Linked DNA regions of Homo sapiens: region 1 is linked to region 2. Evidence: read pairs that join two places in POLR2A ChIA-PET (ENCODE). Cell type or tissue: A673. All regions are shown on one strand. Region 1 overlaps DHX9 (DExH-box helicase 9). Region 2 overlaps LAMC1 (laminin subunit gamma 1).

Region 1 (4,000 bases), 150 kb before region 2:
AAAAGCTGCACAGGAATAATAAGCAGATTGGGGATATGTTTAATTGAAGTTGTTGACAGTCCATCTTGATTTCTGCAATTTTTTATTCGCTTTATTTTCCTTATTTGCCACATGAAACAGATTTAGGCATTATTACCAAGGACATTTTTCAAAATCATATTTCAGAATTATTGCAGGAAAACATCTGGTGATAAAGACCAAATAGTTTATTGGCAGCTCCAGGAACCCTCTCCTAATGCTTGCCTTCTTGGAACACTTATGTTATTGAACTGAGTAAGAGGACTGTCTTAAAGTTCTAATGACATACTGCCAAAATTCAAAACCTTTGAGATTGAACCAGAACTTCAGAAAAACAGATGGATACAATTGATGACTGTTTTAGAATAGCAGATCAATTTTATTTCAATTTCTATTTGTGCATTTGGCTTCATTCCCTTTATTAAATTTTCAAATATAACTAAATGTGTACATTTGGTAAGTCGTTGGGAAATAATAAGAATGCTTTGCTAAAGTGATGGTTTTGTGCTTTTCCTAGGTATGGAGATGGTCCACGTCCTCCCAAGATGGCCCGATACGACAATGGAAGCGGATATAGAAGGGGAGGTTCTAGTTACAGTGGTGGAGGCTATGGCGGTGGCTATAGCAGTGGAGGCTATGGTAGCGGAGGCTATGGTGGCAGCGCCAACTCCTTTCGGGCAGGATATGGTGCAGGTGTTGGTGGAGGCTATAGAGGAGTTTCCCGAGGTGGCTTTAGAGGCAACTCTGGAGGAGACTACAGAGGGCCTAGTGGAGGCTACAGAGGATCTGGGGGATTCCAGCGAGGAGGTGGTAGGGGGGCCTATGGAACTGGCTACTTTGGACAGGGAAGAGGAGGTGGCGGCTATTAAAACTTGGTTATGTCAGTTCCTGTGTGTAGACAGTAAGGAAAAAAAGGCATGCTATGTGTTACGTGTTTTTTCCAGTATGTTTATTTGCCACCAAAAAGTAAATGCATTTTCACCCATTCTGTGGTTCATTGTAGTTTAAGGAAACCAAGCATATAGATGCATTAGTGATTTTGTTTATATTATGTAAAATATAACGATCTCTTAAAAATACCACAGTTTGTATTTTTTCTTTAAGGAGTAAAGATTTGCCTTTAAATAACTTGGTATTTTCCTGGCTTTCGTTTAATACAATAGAAAATAAAGTATTACACCGAATACTTGCCGTGTAGTTTGTTTGTTGACCTCGTATGTTAGAAAATTTTACAATGCCAGCTACATCTGTTGATTTTAAATGTCAGAGAAGTTGTACCCTGTTTCAAAAGTATACTAAGTGATACTACTTGTAATAGAATAAATCATCTTGGAATTGAATTGTTACCTTTTGAAGTAAATACTGGCAAGTGCACAAGCCACATAAACCTGAATAAAACTTTTGACCTAGGGTTGAACATTTGGCTTCCTCCCATATTCTGTCTTTGAATAAGACCAAGGCCAGCATTTTCTTTTCTAAGTTAGTTTCCACGATGACAATTAAAAGCAATAAAATCAATCCATAGAACTCTTGAATAAAAGGTAAATGAAGCTTCACTGATGTGACACATTTACCTACCTTACTGTGTTGCAAAAGGTTTTTGTTAAGCTACTTTGTTTTAATAGAGATATTCATACATTTATAGCACATTACAGTTTCCAGTGAATTTTTTCACATTTCTCATTTGAGCAAGATACAGTGGAGAGGGCAAAGGTACTGGATTACACAGAACTGGGTTTGTCTTAATTCTGTTCTCAACCATGTGGATGATCTTGGGCATATTTTTGTTTTGGTTTCCTTTTCAAAGTCCTTTATCCTGCATACATGTTTTAGATCACCTTCAGCAATTATTGTTAAGCTGATGGCACCTATCTGCAGACTCACAAGTCTGTCTCCAACCGAAATTTCCTTTCTGAGCCATGTAAACAACTGCACACTGAACATGCGTCTCTGCTTAAATATCCCACAGAAAAAAATCTCAGTGCCTTCCAAACTGACCTTCCCCTCCCCACCTACCCTGTGTCCTGACAGTACTATGTTCTCTGCTCTGCTCTTTGGAGTTTCAGCTGCTTAATTGCTTAAGCCACCATCTCTAGTCAGCTCAAAATATCTTTCAATATACTTTTATAGTTGAGTTGCCTCTGTTCTATTCAGTCTTAGTTTGGACATACAGTGCCACAGCAACTTAACTGATCCTGCCTACAGGCCTGCCTCAAGATGATCTCCACTACAGCTACAGTAAACATTCCCAAACAAATCCAGTTTCATACCCCCTCTCCTGACTTAAACTAATGGTTCTTAACTGCCGTCAGGGTAGAGGCTAAACTCCCTTCTTAGCCACTCACTCCGGCTCTACCTTCATTTCTGCTGTACAGCTGTAGCTAGCCAAACTGAACTAGCACCATCGATTGATCATGAGCTTTCTCTCCCTTTGCAAGTTGTGAAAACTCCCATAAAAGGTATAAAATCAGTAATGGTTCATTTGAATGGTACTCATCCCTCCAACAAATTCAATTAGAAATGTAAATTGATAAATGGCCAAAAGTTGTCAAAGTGCATTCTCTGAAGGTTGAAAGAAGCACTAAGGCACAGTTCTAACGTTACCATGTTCAGCTAAAGACCTGAGGAGCTCCATGTGTAGCTTCCCCCGGTCTTGTGCCCCACATATTCCAGCTGTCCTCCCTAAACTCGTTTGTCTCTTAACCGCAGTGCTCTGCTTGGTACTTTCTCCCTCTGCCATGACCCAGAAAGTGCTTCCACATAGCCATGGACTTGTCTCATTTGTTTTCCTTATTGGGGATCACAGTTCTGCATTGCCTGTTACCTAATGTCTGAAAGCAGCTGTTTCACTAGTTGCTTACATGGGAGGAAAAGTTCAGTGCCATTTGTATTTGTCATAGCTGTAAGTGGGAATCCAGTTACCAAAGAATCCATCATAAGGTCCAGAAATCATTCCTTTTCTTAGATGAGACTTAAAAGAGCAGAAGGCTACGTAGAGTATTTTGTGACATTAATACCTTGAGACATCAACCACTGTTTAATTTCTTTTTTGAGGCAGGGTCACCCAGGCTGGAGTGTAGTGGCACAATCTCAGCTCACTTGCAACCTCTACCTCCCAGGCTCAAACAATCTTCCCACCTCAGTCTCCTAAGCAGTGGATAGCTGGGACCACAGGCCCCTGCCACCACCACACCCAGCTAATTTTTGTATTTTTTGTAGAAATGGGTTTTCACCTGCCCAGGCTGATCTTGAACTCTTGACCTCAGGCAATTCACCTGCCTCGGCCTCCCAAAGTGCTGGGATTACAGGCATGAGCCACCACAGCCCGCCTTCATTTCCTTTCTTAGCCATCTCTACATTTTGCTTAGAACAAAGACAATAGTTAAAGAATGTCACAGCAAGTGTGCAATGACTGAAAGTTCTTCCAAAATGAGAGCTTGAATACACACCGTTCCCATTCAGGAAATGGGAGAGAATTCGAGGAAAAAATAATGTAGAAAGTTTTCTGCTTACCACCCCTTCTCTCACAGCACATATCTGCCGGGGTTTGGGGGTAATAAGAGTTGGCAGTGACAATTGAGTCAGCCCTTCTAGAAGTTCAGACAGGAAAGAGTGGCCTGATGTGCACGTGTTTGGTCTGTGGTTGACAGTTTGAAAGTTAACTGGAAGAAAAAGCTGATGTGCCAATTGCAGGAAGCCATGCTGCAGACCTCCCTGCGTTAACAGAATGTGTAGGTACAGTGTCCTCAAGTAAGCAGCTACAATTTGGTGGGATCTTTTGTGCTGTGAAGCTACACTCCAGACCCTCTGAATGTCACCGATGCCATAGGAACAGATCAGAATATGAATAGTTGTGCCAACTTAGGGGTCAGCCCAGACAACAAGAAAGAAGACATTAACTTTAGCCAAGCATGTATTTGAATACCAATTTCCCTCTTTCTGAATCTGGAAACAGAATTGGGACAGGAGGATAGTAAAGAAA
Region 2 (4,000 bases):
GGCTGAGTGTTGGGCTTAAAATGTCCTCAGTGTCCTCCCTTCTCTCTGCTGTTTTTTGTTTTGTTTTGTTTTTGGTCAGTTGGTAAACTATAAATGCATAAATGTTTTCTCAGGACTTTTCCATCAACTTTCTTCAGAGAGAATGAAGGGATAATGATTTCCAAGAAAAGAGTTTTGCAGTTTTTAGAAAGAGGGTAGTGACAGCATGATGAAATGAGCTGAACAGCTTTTTTTGAGTTTTCACTGGCAGGGACTGGGAAGTGATATTTTCCTGCCCTGGCATCACGAATCCCAATTAGAGGCAGGAATCTGCTGCCCACATGTTCTCAAAATCCTCGACCATTTTATTATCAAAAACTGTAAGGAATAAATAATTTGACAGTGTAAAATGGTTAGATCAAGATTTGGAGTTTAATAGACTCTTAGTTTTCTGGAATGTCCACAGAGACATCCGTGGACTCTGAAAAATATTTGGCTAACTAGAATAATAAAATCATAAAATTTTGGAGTTGAAAATTTAAGCTATAAAAAAAAAAGAAAAAAAGTTTTAGGGATAGGTCCTGGTTTAATTTATTTAATCTCTTACCAAATAATTTAAGGTAGGCGTAGTTGCCTTGGGTGAGCAGTTTTACCTGTAGACTCGTGCATCTGTGCTACCATTCTTCAGTGGTTCCCATCCATCATACCCCTATTATGATGGTGCTGGTGACATCATCTGTTTTGATGCCACTAAGTTTAAAGAATTTTTTCTAAAAAAATTCTGGATCATGATCTGATAGAGCTGAGCATGCCGGAATTTTCATTGAAATTGTGTTCTTTTGGAGGTGGGAATAAACAAGGGACTAAGGATAAAGATTGTGGTGGGGTCGGGGGAGGGTTAGAAACCAAAAGAGCAATTGTGTACTTGAATTGCTTTGGTCATGTGATTGCCCCTTCTTGGGTAAAGGGTCGTGATCAGTGGCCTTCAGTGTCTTGGATTAACTTTCGGAGCAGTCCATACATAGTTTTGAATTTGTGGTATTTTAGATAAGTTCATGGGATAGAAAGTCTATTGGAGACTATAAATTCTTAGAATTCTACAAATTATGAGCATTTGTGGGAACATCTGTAATGCAGCTGTAATAAAATTTGTTTATTATCAGGATTGCTTTAGAGGCTCTTGCTGGGTTGTTTATTATTGTTTTCAGCATTTTTGCCATACGCCCTGAAATAGCATCAACTCCTGGGTAGACTTCAGGATCATTCAGTTTTGTAGGCATTCTAATCAGGTTTGGGTTTTAAACATATGTCCACTTTAGAGCTTTTATGTCCTGGCACAGACGTCAATGGTGAATCCAGACCATTTCAAGATGGACACTGATTCTGGAATTAACATACTTCCCAGATGTTTGTAGTACAGATTTGTTTTCTGTGCTGTCTTTCATGTGTTCTGCTGTGTCTGTCTCTATCTGTGCTTTCCTCTGTTTTTACTTTTAGAACCCCTGGGGAAAGGTAGGTATCTGCTTTTTGGATTGGGAAATAGAATAGGTATTAAATTTTTGGTAAAAACCTTTGAGTGGGTATTGACATTTCTGTGAGAGGAGAGGCTGCTTTGTTCCCTCGAGGGAGACTGTTGGTGAGGGTGGTGTTGGAGGTGAGACTCTGAATGTAACTAGATTCGGACTTCTTCACATCTCTAGTGGTTTTCAATTATGAAATGGGCAACTGATGCTCTGAGTCAGCAGCCTTTTAACCATGCCTGACTGAAGAGAACTTGTGTTTGAAATTCACAGCATTGCCTGGATCCCTGCTGTCTTTTTGTGCCTCCCGCTAACACACAGCTGTTTTTGTTCATACATCATTTTGTGTTCAACTGCCTGGTTACTTCCTCAGGTCCCTTTTATGGTGAATAATGGACACATGGGAGTTTGAACACCCAAGTGTGTGGTTATTCAAACAGGAAGTCTCAAGGAAGCACAGTAACTTTGTCAGAGGAACAAAAGATGGGACAGGAAAGGCTATTGATGATTCTAGGCTTCAAACATCTGCTGGGAAATCTGACAATTTCTGAAATACAGATATTCCATAGCTTACAAACAAGTTGGTTTGTTTATTTGGAACTTGTTCCATTTTTTAAAAATCAGGGTATTAAATCTTCGTAAAATAGAAGTGGAGGGAAAAAAAAGGATATAATGTGGCATCATTAGTGTTAAAAAGAGGAGAGAGGCTCTGCCTGTGGCTTGACTGGGTTTCAGGAGAAAGGCTGGAGCAGCTCATCTTGACTGAAGGTAACCCTGAGGCTGTAACCCGGGGTGAGCACATAGGTGGGACTTGACAGAGGCTGCTAGAGCTGACAGAATTGGATTAAAAGATGATTTTATGCAGAGCTTTTGATGATTGAGCACTGGAGGAATATGAGATAAAGAAGAATGTAGGTTGCACTTAAAGAGCATGCAGTCCAGTGGGAGAGTAAGAATGTGTGTATCAACAAATTTTCTCTGAGACAAAACATGAAGTGCCGTGAGAGAAGGATAGAAATTCCATGTGATTGCAAAGGAGATATGACTATAGAAGATCAAAATAAATGCTTCCCAGAATGTTGATCTGGTGACCGTGAAGATTCCTTATGACCTTGGGATTCCTTGTTTATGTGATAAATGACTTACCAGAAATAGTCAAATAAATCCTGATTTTAGATTTAAAAATGAAAATTAAATCTGGAAGTCAAAGAAGGGGGAGCTCTGGTTTCATAGCAATTTATATTAAGCAAGTGGGGTGATGCAAATGCTACAGAAAAGAGTACTGTGTCAGGCTTAATTAATGGAAGTGATAGTATTCAAAGGAGTACAAGTTCTGTGCATCTTATTCCCCTGCCTTTAATTTCAGTCATGGTAAACTGTTCATAGTAAACATGCTCCCACCGTGTGGGTACTACTACATTTTTTTCTTGACTCTTTACTTTTCTGTTTTTTCCTTTGGCTACTTCCTAATCATCTTTAAAACTCCTGACAAATTTCAACTCCTCCAAGAAGATTTTGCTAATTTCTAATTCCTCTGTTCCCTCCAGAGCACTTGCCTTTATGTCATTTGATGTTTATACGTCCACTCACTTCTAAAATCCAGTAAGCATATTGCATACCTAGGATGTGAGGGGTGCTATATTGTATTGTTTTCTCTCTTTCCCCCATTAGCTGAGTTCATCAAAGACAAGACGAATCCATAGATTTCTTAATTCATTCATTTACAAAGATTTATTAAGCACCTGTTACACAAAAGGTACTGCATAGTACCGGAGACAGGGCAGAGAAGACCTAGAGCTTAAGTTCTGGGTAAAAAAGCATGCAGTACAAAGGACCTGACCTAGGGAGGATTTCATTGGCTTCCCCTCCACCACCCCACTGACTTTTATGCCCCTAGTGTACGGCATAATACCTTTTATATGGTAGTAGGGGTTCAAAAAAGTTTGCTGAATGAGTGAATTTCTATTTCTTTGAGGCTATGGACACAGAATGCAGATGAGTGCAAGAAACAGCAATTTTGTTTAGGTTTTCCCATGATGGAATTTGCCTTGTAGATAGGGTTTTTAAAATTGATCAGGCAGAATAGGATGGCTAGTACATGGTATAGTTTCCTCACCAGCATTGTTAGATGAAGAGTAAGTCACTGTATCAAAGAGCCCCAGTATAAAGTAATAAAGTAAATAAAAACCCAGTTTTAAATCATTGAAGTTTGTTTCTCCTTCAGGTGGTAATTCTGAGGTCAGTGGTTCAGGACAGCAGGGTAGTTCTCCACGCTGACATTCAGGGACTCATGAGTGTTTCCTGGAAATAATCTGGGATCCTTTAGGGTATCATTCTTATGTGCCTGGTTGAGGCTGGGTGATAGGCCCCTGTGCTTTCCAATTGGGAAGATATTGAGGAGTGTGTGCCTAAATCTTAACACTTGAAAATCTTACCTCCCCAAAGTGCCATAACACCTGAAAGTGTATTATCTGCCACCAGAGAGAGCTTAGTCACTTGGC

Evidence for each region. Peaks named below come from ENCODE experiments on the same cell type or tissue, not always from the same donor. Only the 100,000 strongest peaks of a DNase experiment are listed, where the experiment ranks them.
Region 1: POLR2A ChIA-PET joins it to region 2 with 9 read pairs; 2 of 35 experiments call an interaction of 5 or more read pairs at or near these places.

What each region holds. Positions count from the first base shown.
Region 1 is chr1:182,886,548-182,890,547 of GRCh38, forward strand. It overlaps DHX9 (DExH-box helicase 9), which reads left to right. Exons shown (of 28, transcript NM_001357.5): 28 at 536-1,435. The coding sequence ends at 887. Among named protein-coding and RNA genes, the nearest start is that of DHX9-AS1, 49 kb to the left of the region's middle. RefSeq lists a silencer at 3,646-3,695. In A673, no CTCF peak of the experiment used is centred here; no DNase peak of the experiment used is centred here; H3K27ac peaks cover 682 bases.
Region 2 is chr1:183,038,405-183,042,404 of GRCh38, forward strand. The region is part of intron 1 of LAMC1 (laminin subunit gamma 1); the gene reads left to right. Among named protein-coding and RNA genes, the nearest start is that of LAMC1, 17 kb to the left of the region's middle. In A673, no CTCF peak of the experiment used is centred here; DNase peaks (open chromatin) are centred at 1,847 and 2,287; H3K4me3 peaks cover 1,677 bases; H3K27ac peaks cover 3,235 bases.